Linked DNA regions of Homo sapiens: all the other regions are linked to region 1. The links are chromatin contacts, found by Hi-C or POLR2A ChIA-PET in ENCODE. All regions are on one chromosome and are shown on one strand. Each heading gives the region's core, a stretch centred on a gene start or an enhancer-like site at or near the end of the contact. The rest is flanking DNA. Distances are from core to core; before and after follow the strand shown.

Region 1 (3,922 bases), core at 431-2,930:
GAAACTTCATGTTGCTGCACCTCAGTTTCCTCCTTTGTAAAATGGGATAACAATACCACTTACTTTCTACTTCATAGAGTAATTATGACAATATTATTTATGACAATAAAATGAATAATATTTCTCCAGGGCCTGGAACAGTCCACGGCACATATTAAACATTGCATGGATTTACAGTTTTATTGTTGTTGGGTTTTTATTTTTGTTTCGTTATTTTGTTTTTGGGAGCATCTTCGCTCATTTTGTATTTCATACCTAACAATTCAGTCTCACATCCTTAATGCATCAACTACAATTTTCTAGTTTCTTTAGAATGTAGCAAGAACTTAAAGATACTCTTGAAGCAATCTGAGGACAAATCTTCTAGATTTTAATGATTTGTTCTCAATCTTTTATAGTTGCATGTCCATACCTAATCTGACAGCATTTGGTGATGGTGGGGAGAATGTTCTTTGCTATATTTTCATCCATTTACATAATTCCTAATTACATATTTTTTTCACTGCAAACTTTATAAACACATCTGGGAACAAACAAAACTGACTCCTGGTAAGTAGACCATGCAACTGGTGGGAGATGTGTTTAGATGCACTGTGAGAATGCCAGTGTCACATCTTGAGCCTACTGAGGACTTTGCAGATAGAATAGAGGTTGTATCCATTAATCTAGTGGTTTCCTTAAGTGGAGATGAGTTAAGGGACTCTATTGTATACAAGTCAACAATGATTGTGTTTGGGTTGCATAGTCTTCCTTCTCATCTTTTTTTTTTTTTTTTTTCTGGCAGGGTCTTTCTCTGTCACCGAGGCTGGAGTGCAGTGATGCAATCATGGCTCATTGCAACCTCAAACTCCTGGGCTCAAGAGATCCTCCTGCCTCAGCCTCCCAAGTAGCTGGGACTACAGGTGCCTGCCACAACACCCACTTGATTTCTAAATTTTTTGTAGAGACAGTCTCTCCATGTTGCCCAGGCCTCCCAGAGAGCTGAGATTACAGGCGCGAGCCACTGCACCCGGCCCTATTCCAATTTTTTAAAAATGATGAACATGTATTATGGCTCTTACCTGACAAAGAAAAAAAATCAACACTTCATTTTTTGGAAAGTATTTTTTTAGTAAATCCATTTCCAGAAGACTAGAATGCAAACACAAAGAAAATGAGCAGTGAATATTGTTAATTCATGCACCCTTGTATCCAAACAATGGGTTGCTAGATTCTACAGAACACTAGGATCTGAGCATCAGCAGTCATTGTTGTTACTTGATGAAAGGACAATGTATTATTGATTGCTGCTATTATAAGGCACAATTTCCTAAATGCTACAGAAGTCAGAGGGGAATCCAGCTTTATACTAAGAAGGTTCACATACTCTAATATTCACATTCTAGTTTCATTTTGACTCTAAAATTGCACAGAAACCAAATGAGCAAATCTGCATTTCCTCCTAAATCTATATGCAAACGGTGAGGCAGGGATTCCCCTTGTAGTTGGCATTCGTTAGCAGAAAGGATTCTGGACAACCTCAAGCTCAAACTGCCTTAGCACCAATCCAATCTAGCTGAATTGGACACTTCCTGTGCTTTGCCAAATTTCACAGATCTCATTGCAAGCTCACTCCTCTGTAACATATCATTGTTACTTTGCTTTCTGATCAACTCTTAATTCTCACAGTCTTCCTTGATCAAGAGAGAGGAAGTGAGAGAGGTGTGCAGTTATTGCTGCATTGATTGTCATCACTTGACAGATGGAGAAGCCAAGGTTACAAGCCACGTTTTTTTTAATCACAATGGAGCATGCCATATCTCTCCTCTGTCTCAGAAATTTGATCATAGGACACTTCATGGGGTGTTTTTTCTTTTCTTTTTAACATTTTTTGAGATGGAGTCTCACTCTGTCGCCCAGGCTGGAATGCAGTGGTGTGATCTCGGCTCGCTGCAACCTCCACCTCCTGGGTTCCAGCGATTCTCCTGCCTCAGACTCCCAAGTAGCTGGGATTATAGGAATGTGCCACCATGTCTGGCTAATTTTTGTGTTTTTAGTAGAGACAGGGTTTCACCATGTTGCCCAGGCTGGTCTCGAACTCCTGACCTCAAAGTGATCCACCTGCCTCAGCCTTCCAAAGGCTTGAGTGTTGGTATTACAGGCATGAGCCACTGCACCTGGCCCATGAGGTGTATTTTCAAGCAAACTATATGTATGAAGCTCATTTCATCACAGGGACAATGGCAGGAGAGTGTAAGAATGCGAGTACAAAGCCTTGGCTAGGCCCCACCTTCTGGTCTTGTCCCTCAGCCCTTCACTACATGCTTTCAGAAGTCTCAGCCTGAAGTCCTTTCAAAAGAGTCCCCCCACTTAAAAAATTGTGCAGAAGAGGCCAGGGGTGGTGGCTCACGCCTGTAATCCCAGCACTTTGGGAGGCCGAGGCGGGTGGATCATGAGGTCAGGAGATCAAGACCAACCTGGCTAACACGGTGAAACCCCATCTCTAATAAAAATACAAAAACCAGATTAGCTGAGTGCGGTGTCAGGTGCCTGTAGTCCCAGCTACTTGGGAGGCTGAGGCAGGAGAATGGTGTGAACCTGGGAGGCAGAGCTTGCAGTGAGCCAAGATCGTGCCACTGCACTCCAGCCTGGGTGACAGAGTGAGACTCTGTCTCAAAAAAAAAAAAAAAATTGTGCAGAACAACCAAACCGAAAGCCTGAGAACCGTGTTCCCAGGCTCCTTAAATGTAATGATGTCCCTCATACTAGTACATTTGCGTCCGGAATTGGTGGGTTCTTGGTCTCACTGACTTCAAGAATGAAGCCATGGACCCTCGCGGTGAGTGTTACAGTTCTTAAAGATGGTGTGTCCAGAGTTTGTTCATTCTGATGTTCGGACATGTTCGGAGTTTCTTCCTTCTGGTGGGTTTGTGGTCTTGCTGGCTTCAGGAGTGAAGCTGCAGACCTTCGCAGTGAGTGTTACAGCGCTTAAGGCAGCACCTCTGGAGTTGTTCATTCCTCCCGTCCAGAGTTGTTCATTCCTCCCGGTGGGTTCCTGGTCTCACTGGCCTCAGGAGTGAAGCTGCAGACCTTCGCAGTGAGTGTTACAGCTCATAAAGGCAATGCGGACCCAAAGAGTGAACAGCAGCAAGATTTATTGCAAAGAGCGAAAGAACAAAGCTTCCACAGTGTGGAAGGGGACCCGAGTGGGTTGCCACTGCTGGCTTGGGCAGCCTGCTTTTATTCTCTTATCTGGGCCTACCCACATCCTGCTGATTGGTCCATTTTACAGAGAGCTGATTGGTCTGTTTTGACAGGGTACTGATTGGTGCATTTACAATCCCTGAGCTAGACACAAAAGTTCTCCAAGTCCCCACTGGATTAGCTAGACACAGAGCACTGATGGGTGCGTTTACAAACTTTGAGCTAGACACAGGGTGCTGATTGGTGTGTTTACAAACCTTGAGCTAGACACAGAGTGCTGATTGGTGTATTTACAATCCCTTAGCTAGACATAAAGGTTCTCCAAGTCTCCACTAGACTTAGGAGCCCAGCTGGCTTCACCTACTGGATCCCACACCAGGTCCGCAGGCGGAGCTGCCCGCCAGTCCCACACCATGCGCCCGCACATTCACAGACCATCCCATCCTATTCACATTTAACCTGAGGAATGTGTTTCCTAATTACATCAAAGTTCCACAGGACAGCAAGATCAAACAGAGAATAAAAAACATAATGGAATATACAGCAGCTCCTTCTGAAGAAACTTCCTCAGTCAACACATCTCCTAAAACTTGCTCCCCTCATTCTTTTGTCAGCAGATCACTCTTTTATGAACTGAAAACCCATTGGCATTATTCATACTAACTCTAAACCACAAATTTTGGGGGATGGGTTCTCTATTGACATATAATTGACAAAATAAAAATTGTATATATTTAAG
Region 2 (3,922 bases), core at 622-3,121, 210 kb after region 1:
AGGCTAAGACAGGAGAATCGCTTGAACCCAGGAGGCGGAGGTTGCAGTGAGCCGAGATTGTGCCACTGTACTGTAGCCTAAGCAACAAGAGCAAAACTCTGTCTCAAAAAAAAAAAAAAGGGGGGGGAAAACGGCCTTGCAGAGGAGGACGGTGGAGGACTGGTGTCTTCAAAGAGAGGCAGCGCTTTTTGTTCTAACACCAATGAAAATTAGCTATCTAATTTTGGAGAAATCACAACTTCAGCTTCCAAGTGCCTACAATGGAGTGAGGTAGACTGAGATGACATAGTATGGTTCTTTCCAGAATGCGATGCTTCCAGAATAGTAAAAAATATTTGATTCATCTATTCAAGTCAGGAAACAGGCTTAACCATAAGAACTTCCTCATACACATCCTTCTAAATTCTTTCCCAAAGAGTATGCAAGTCAGCTTGAACCCCTGATCAATTTCAAGAGCCATCTCAGATGCAATTTAACCTTCCTTCAAGAAGGGAGAAAAAAAAGGAACTCAAGATAGAATGCCTATCTCTCTAAGTACATAGTACAGCAGGTCCTCAAATAATGTCTTTATGCTCAATGTCGCTTTCTTATAATGTTGACAAGAAAAAAATGGATTCTTAGCCCGGGGCCATTATCTGTGTGGAGTTTGTGTTCTCTTCATGTCTGTGTGGGTTTTCTCCAAGTGCTCCAGTTTCCTCCCACATCTCAAAGATGTGCACATTAGGTTAATCAGTATGTCTACATGGTCCCAGTCTGAGTGTGTGTGTGAGTCACCCCAAGATGGAATGGCATTCGGTCCAGGGCTGGTTCCTGCCTTGCATCCCAAGCTGTAGGGATAGGTTCTGGCCCCCTGAGACCCTGAAGTGGAATAAGTGGAAAAATAATTACTTCTTTCTTTTTTTTTTTTTTTTTAAGATGGAGTCTCACTGTGTTGCCCAGGCTGGAGTGCAGTGGCACCATCTTGGCTCACTGCAACCTTCGTCTCCTGGGTTCAAGCGATTCTCCTGCCTCACTCTTCCAAGTAGCTGGGATTACAGGTGTGCACAACCACACCTGGCTAATTTTTTTTTGTAATTATAGTAGAGACAGGGTTTCACCACATTGGCCAGGCTGGTCTCGAACCCCTGACCTCAGGTGATCTCCCTGTCTCAGCCTCCCAAAGTGCTGGGATTACAGGAGTGAGCCACTGTGCCAAGCCAATAATTATCATATTTGTATTAATCTTGCTTAAATGTTTGCATATCTCACGTTTACATCAATATTTAATATTAGAAGTGTCTTGGGTCTTTATTTAGAAGTTTGGTGATGTTTTTGTGCCCAGAAATATGCCATAGGAACTTAACTCTTGTTTTTATCAATAAACCCTTAGTAAAATTTGTTTCATTATACATCATTTTGCTTAAATTCGCAGTTTCCATGAACCTATTGGCAACATTAAGTGAATACTTACTGTACACTCTGGCTGATTCTTATCAAATCTTGCATCTATATTTAATGTAAAAGTTCTGCCCTGCCCCAATCCACCCCGACAAAACTTACTAAATATTTTTAAGCAATCAGGCTGTTATTGCTAGTTATTTTTTTATCAGCAATCCAGGTCCTGTACACACTAATACAATGGATTAATACTTCCAACATTATATTAAGCAAGTTTATTGTGTTTTCACCACAAAGATAAACACATGTGGAACTTTACAGAGCTAAGAAGAGAAATGAAGTCAAACAGTAAAAATAAAAGACCACAAAAACTGAACACTGCCAAGAAGCCAGATGAAATGAGGAAGCATTAGAAGAATGTTGGCAAGGGCCAGTAAACTTAATGCAACACCTGGCAAGGGGTTCCAGGTAACCTTAGGAAACTCTTGCCTTTTCATTCTAGTCTGTCTGGTCATTGCTTGCACAGCAGAATGTATTCTGCTTTTGTGGCACACTGGTTTTGCCTCACCAATTATAGCTGTCCTCACCACAAAGAAGCCAGCTGTGAGCACCGTTCCCATTTTATAGCTATGCCCTGATTTTACATGGCTGTCATTTGCAAGAATATTGGCCAGTATTGGCATTAAAGTTTGACCTACATGATGAACATAACTGCCTTTTTCCTCTTCAACAAAAATCCCAAGATACACACGAACATAACTGCTGTGCTCCCGAGCTGTCATTTAACTGATGACACATGCAGTAATGCCATCACTACCAAACATCTTTTAGACATCTGCTTTTAAAATTACCTTCACAAAAACATAAGAAAGTGGCAGAAAAACTGGGTTGGAAGAAAACAGCACTCACCTGCTCTAAACGCCCCCCAGTGTGCTATCATCTTCCACAGCACCCTGATGAGAGGACCCGTCTTTCTCAGCTTCAAAACTGCATGTTGGAAAGCTTACTAGCCTATTCCAACTGTGGGGTTACTTTCATGTCGAAAGGTCTTATTCCTTTATATCTCATTTTCTGTTTTCAGTCAAAAGATATAGACACTATCTCTTTACATTCTATGAATTCGTACTTTTCAACTGCAGAAACTATGTTGCTCGTACACAGTGTTGTCATAACTCACAAGCATTGTAGGGACATGCACAGAGAACGTCTATCCACTCGCTATGACACTAGCTATGCAACTGAAACTCACAGATGCAACACATTCTCAGGAGCTTATTCCTCAGAGTTGGTGTCTTAATGACTTTTTAGCTCTATACAAGCATCAAGGTCATTTTAAAAGATCAAAATTTGCAATCAAGAATGATGCTGAATGAAATGTACTGTAATTCCAAAATTGTTCTGGGGCAATGGCAGGGTGACTGAACCATCTGCTACATCTTCCCTTTGAAAGAGATTATGCAGACTTCCTGCTCAAAATCTTCACTACTTTATCACCGGGCAGTTCTCTAGATACCCTAAGACTCATGCTCTTTCCAAAGAGTATGTAAACTTTGCATCTTAAGCTACTTTGAAGATAACATTAATTGGTTCCAGTGTCAGCATGGAAACAGGAAATGAACAAAATCTAAACTTTCAAAGTTCATGTCATATTTTGACACTATTGATATCAGTACAGGTAGAACTCAGCTAATTCTTTTTTTTCAGATTACTTGCAAATCACTGAAAAAGCACACAGAGTGAAGTTACGTATGTTAATGACTTACACAAGAAAAGTTCATACCTAACACACAGGCACAGACCATGGCTGAGGATAAAGTAGAGAGAGAGAGAGACAGAGGGGAAAACAAAACAAAATGAAAAGCACCTTTCAGCGTGTTAGAGCTTAGATTTAAAGCTTGGATCTCAGAAGTTCTAAACACTGTACTAACAGTGACCATAGAGGAATAATGAATATTGTTGGTGAAACTATCATTAGATCACCAGAAAGTAAACAGTGTTAATATTACTCTGAAAAAGTAAACAGATATAGATAGATGTATACATTAGACTATCGTGCTGCTGTATTTTTAAGACAGCATGCTTATGTCTGATGTGATTAACTTCAGAGCCAAGATAAGACCAGGCCTGTTCAATATCAAGATGGCAAACCAACCTTGGAGCTTCTGATTTTCCTTCTCCATTCTAAGCAGCAGTATCTGTTGAAGAATAGCCTTTTGCCACAGCTCTCGGAGCTCACGAGATGTCCTTTTCTTTTCCTCTGGTGGGGGGCCAAAGGGCCCATCTTCACAAACTGGTTCTAAAGGAGATCGTGGGGGAAGCTCTCCCAGCTCTGAATAATCTGGAAAGGGAGACGGCATTCCAGAATTGTCATTTTTCAACAAAAAATGCACATTCAAACACAGTGTCAAATCAGCAAATTCTGTTCATTCAGATAAAATATAATAATATCACCAAATTTAAAATTCCTGTGTTAATATGCATTGGCATAAGCCACGTCTGAGCCACAAACGTGAAACAAATGATATGTCAAATAGTAAGCAAAACT
Region 3 (3,922 bases), core at 857-3,356, 140 kb after region 1:
GAGTTTGGCTGGGTAGTCACAAACTCAAAAAGAAGGAGAGAACAGATCTGTGTTCAAATCCAGTTCTTTCAGTTGCTTATTGTGTTTGAGGTCAAATTATATAGGCTCTCTCCTCCTCTTTTGCTCGTTTATTTAACCAGTTCTCTCTTTTTGGGCACTCTTTCTTTCCACAAGTATTTCTTGAGCACCTACTATGTGCCAGGTACTGTTTCAGGTCATCAGGATGTAGCTGTGAAAAAGACAGACCAAGCCTTTGCCCCTCTATGGCAGAATCACCACAAGGCTAATGAATGACAGACCTTTTCTTCCCTTTCTAAATCAGTGTTCATTCTCATGTCTAATTTTATATTCTTTTTTAAAAATTGTTTTTCTTAAAACAGGCCTCAGATTTATATGTGCTTCGGGTCACACAAAACTTGGATCTTCCCCTACTGCTCTCATGGGGCTGACATCCTAGTTGTGAGAAAGAAAGCAAACACATTAACAAATAAATATATACTTCATCACATGGTGATCGTCTTATGACATAACAAATAAAGGCATGGTAAGAAGACAGGGGCCACTTTATTTGTCCAGGTCAAGACCCTCTCTAAGGAGGTGTCGTGTGAGCAGAGATGGAACAAAGGGAGTTGTTTCTACCTTTTACTACTCTAAAGATCATGGTGACTCACTGTCTTATACACAAACCTTTGTGTAAGCTTCTGATTATTTCTTAGAATCTATTTCTGGTAGTGGAGTTAATGAGTCAGGCAGACAAATGTTTTTAAGTTTCTCAAAACCATGGACTGAAACCTCTCTTTTTAATGAGATTTCTCATTAGAGTTGTGAAAGAAGCAATTGACAAAGCCCTAGATTCCAAGGCATTTTAGATCCATATTTAAGTTTGTTCAATATTGAAGGATGCTTAGGACCTTTAAGGATTACTTAAATCCTTGAACCCCACATCCTAACTAGCCTTTCCCCTCCTATCCCCAAGCCTACACGCATTTCTTTATCCTAGAATTATTTCTTAAATCATGGACTTTTACTGTGAAAAGGAACCTTGGGGCTGGGCACCATGGCTCACACCTGTAATCACAGCACCTTGGGAGGCCGAGACAGGTGAATCACAAGGTCAGGAGTTTGAGACCAGCCTGGCCAACATGCTGAAATCCTATCTCTACTAAAAATACAAATATTAGCTGGGTGTGGTGGTGCACCTGTAGTCCAACTACTTGGAAGGCTGAGGCAGGAGACTCGCTTGAACCTGAGAGGCACAGGTTGCAGTGAGCCAAGATTGCACCACTGCACTCCAGTTCAGGCGATAGTGCGAGACTCTGTCTCAAAAGAAAAAAAAAAAGAAAAGAAAAGGAACCTTGTAAGGATGAATCCATTCCACTTCCCTATTTTATTGCTGTGGAAACTGAGGCCCAGAGATATGGCTGACTTGCCGTAAGCTTTACAGTGAGTTCATGGTCAAGCCAAGATAAAGCCTCAATCTCCTGATTCCTGTTTCTGCAGCCAAAATCAATGACAAATGAAATGTGCACACAGTGTTTCATGATGGCAAAACCAGGGACAGAAATTTTACAGGAAATACCCATGGATACAGCCTGCCAAATGTACCTACTTGGTTGTGAGCATTATTAATTAGGTAATAAATGCAAAGGACATAGGACAGCGCCAAAATATTTTAACCGATGGATACTATTGTGGCAGAGCAAGCAGCATGTCCCAAGACCAGATGAGGGCCCCGTGGGAAAAGAAGCAGGTGTGGGGTAGTGTGGGGTGGTCTTGGGGCTTAAAGGCATGGACTGAAGACCTCAGCAGAGGGACTGGACGTGGCACCTCCAGAATCCCAGGAGCTGGGGAAAGAATCACATGAGACCACCTGAAGGGACAGAGGTGCTTCAGCCTGGGTCAATGGAACCACAGGCGAGAGCAGCCCAGCTGGAGGCCTTTGTGGAGCTCATGGCAGGGTCAGCTTTAATCATCAGCCAGGCTGCTCCAGGGAGGCCAGCTGTCCGGCCCAAAAGCCTTAGGCTGCCCAGCCACATGAGAGCTGTTTCATCCTCATACCTCTCCCCTTTCTGGGCTTCATTCCAGGAATGGAGGGAAATAGCAGCAAACAAAGGGAAGGAGGTGAGCAGAGGGAGGGGAAAGGAAGAGGGCCATGACCCCTTCCCAGGGCAGACTTCCTGGGTGAGACAGGTCCCAGCCAGGGAAGGAAAGAAGATTTAAAGCTAAATTGTTTCTGAAGTTTTAACTATTATCTGCAACTTGGAATGCTAAAATCTGAATGGAGGCCATTTTGTGCAATTCAAAGGATATTTTATTGTCTGAATGTGACCTTGAGATCTCTGGTCTACCCAAGTCATCAGCAGGGGTAGAGGAATGCTGCCCCTACCCAATAGAATTAATTTAAAGAGGCAATGAGAGGCCCCACAAAACTTAGATCTGCCCCTACTGCTGTCATGGGATTTATAGGTGATGATAGAAGATAGATAGATGATTGATAGATAGATAGATAGATAGATAGATGATAGATAGATAATAGATAGATTGATAGATAGATAGATAATAGACAGATGATAGGTAGATAGATGATAGATAGTAGATAGATGATAGATAATAGGTAGATGATAGATAGATGATAGACAGAAGATAGATAGATAATAGCTAATAGATGATAGATAATAGATTGATAGATGATAGGTAGGTAGATAAATCGAGAGATGATAGATAGGTAGACAGATGATAGATAGAGTTGCATTTTGTTCACAGTGTCCTTTCCACCTTTTTGTAATGTGCCAGTTACACGTGATCTTAATCGTCATTCTGGCTGTTACACATGTGCAGTGTTGTTTCCTAAATAAACACTCTCCACTAACAGGACCCACATTGATTCCACTCTCGTGCACTCACTCATGAGTCATAATTAATTTTTAGACACTCTTTGAAGAATCACCTTCCTGATTGTATGTATGAAAGTTTTATTTTCTATAGTAATACACATTATACAGGCCAATATGAATTCAACATAAGCTCAAAATGGCAATTATTGTCTTCTAATGTCTGCAAACTATAGAGTCCCATACAGTGTTTTCACTGTATGACCCAGACCTCCCCCATCATGCTCAGCCAAAAGCCTATTCTGTACAGATTACATTTAGTCAGTTTTTTATTCATTCATCATTCATTGGATTGGGTATCGTCTGTATGCAAATCCTTCTGTGGGGTGCTGGAGATACAAATTTGATAGCTGGATGGACACACAGTCCCTGCCCTCAATGCACCCATGATCTAGTACCATATGAATTGATGGATATTAAATTGTTATGATAACCAGCGATGAGGATGATGTCAGCATTGTTTACAAGTTGCCATGGGAGCACAGGAGGAAGTAGTTAGCTTTCTTTTGCAATGACTCAGATCAGGTTTCACAGAAGAGAAGATCAATGGGGCTGGAATGATCAGTAAGACTTTCCCAGGCAGCTGAAGGGGGTCATGTTAGGCAAAGGGAAGAGCTTGTACAAAAGCATGAGTCAGGAAAGCCTAGGTTATGCTTTGGTAATAATATGACCCTGAAGCCTTCGTAGCTGAAGATAGCTGAAGTTTATTTCTCACTCAGGTCACCTGCCTAATCAGGTCAGCTGGACAGGAGGAGTAAGGAGCAGGGCCCTGCTCCACACAGTCACTTGGGGACCCAAGCTAGAGGGTCCAGCTGTACCACCTGGAACATGTGGTTTGTAAGCTGGCATTGCAGGAAAACAAAAAAAGCTGGAATTTAGCACACTGGCTCTTCAATGCTTCAGCTCAGAGGTGACACATAAAATTTTCATCCACAGCCCATTGGCCAGAACTAATCACATGCCTCCCGGAGTTGCAAAATGTACAGGAACACATGGCTATTCCATGAGTAATAAATGTCTCTGCTACAAGC

Evidence for each region. A loop is a pair of places that touch in the nucleus more often than their neighbours do. ChIA-PET counts read pairs that join two places held with the same protein, here RNA polymerase II (POLR2A). Pooled maps may share reads with other maps.
Region 2: a loop to region 1 is called in a pooled map, with 4 times the contacts of the local background. The contact joins two enhancer-like sites. A Hi-C loop is called at or near these places in 2 of 168 maps with a recorded cell type or tissue (endothelial cell of hepatic sinusoid and pancreas) and 6 of 50 pooled maps. POLR2A ChIA-PET finds 5 or more read pairs at or near these places in 1 of 52 experiments (activated CD4-positive, alpha-beta memory T cell).
Region 3: a map of naive thymus-derived CD4-positive, alpha-beta T cell shows a loop between it and region 1 (11-fold over the local background). The contact joins two enhancer-like sites. A Hi-C loop is called at or near these places in 28 of 168 maps with a recorded cell type or tissue (CD4-positive, alpha-beta T cell, CD4-positive, alpha-beta memory T cell, CD8-positive, alpha-beta T cell and 20 more), 34 of 37 single-sample maps with no recorded cell type and 29 of 50 pooled maps. POLR2A ChIA-PET finds 5 or more read pairs at or near these places in 7 of 52 experiments (CD4-positive, alpha-beta T cell, CD4-positive, alpha-beta memory T cell, MCF 10A and 3 more).

The regions. Positions count from the first base shown.
Region 1 is chr4:38,304,334-38,308,255 of GRCh38, reverse strand. No RefSeq gene overlaps it. Among named protein-coding and RNA genes, the nearest start is that of LINC02513, 61 kb to the left of the region's middle. RefSeq lists an enhancer at 1-159. Within about 2 kb of position 1,680, at least 3 of the 41 ENCODE cell types and tissues checked have a DNase peak (open chromatin) inside an H3K27ac peak, as active enhancers do.
Region 2 is chr4:38,089,725-38,093,646 of GRCh38, reverse strand. TBC1D1 (TBC1 domain family member 1) reads right to left here. Exons shown (of 22, transcript NM_001396959.1): 15 at 3,530-3,715. Among named protein-coding and RNA genes, the nearest start is that of PTTG2, 130 kb to the right of the region's middle. RefSeq lists an enhancer at 287-456. Within about 2 kb of position 1,871, at least 2 of the 41 ENCODE cell types and tissues checked have a DNase peak (open chromatin) inside an H3K27ac peak, as active enhancers do.
Region 3 is chr4:38,160,580-38,164,501 of GRCh38, reverse strand. LOC124900693 (a long non-coding RNA gene) reads right to left here. Exons shown (of 2, transcript XR_007058099.1): 2 at 2,956-3,922. Among named protein-coding and RNA genes, the nearest start is that of PTTG2, 200 kb to the right of the region's middle. RefSeq lists an enhancer at 3,154-3,655. Within about 2 kb of position 2,106, at least 16 of the 41 ENCODE cell types and tissues checked have a DNase peak (open chromatin) inside an H3K27ac peak, as active enhancers do.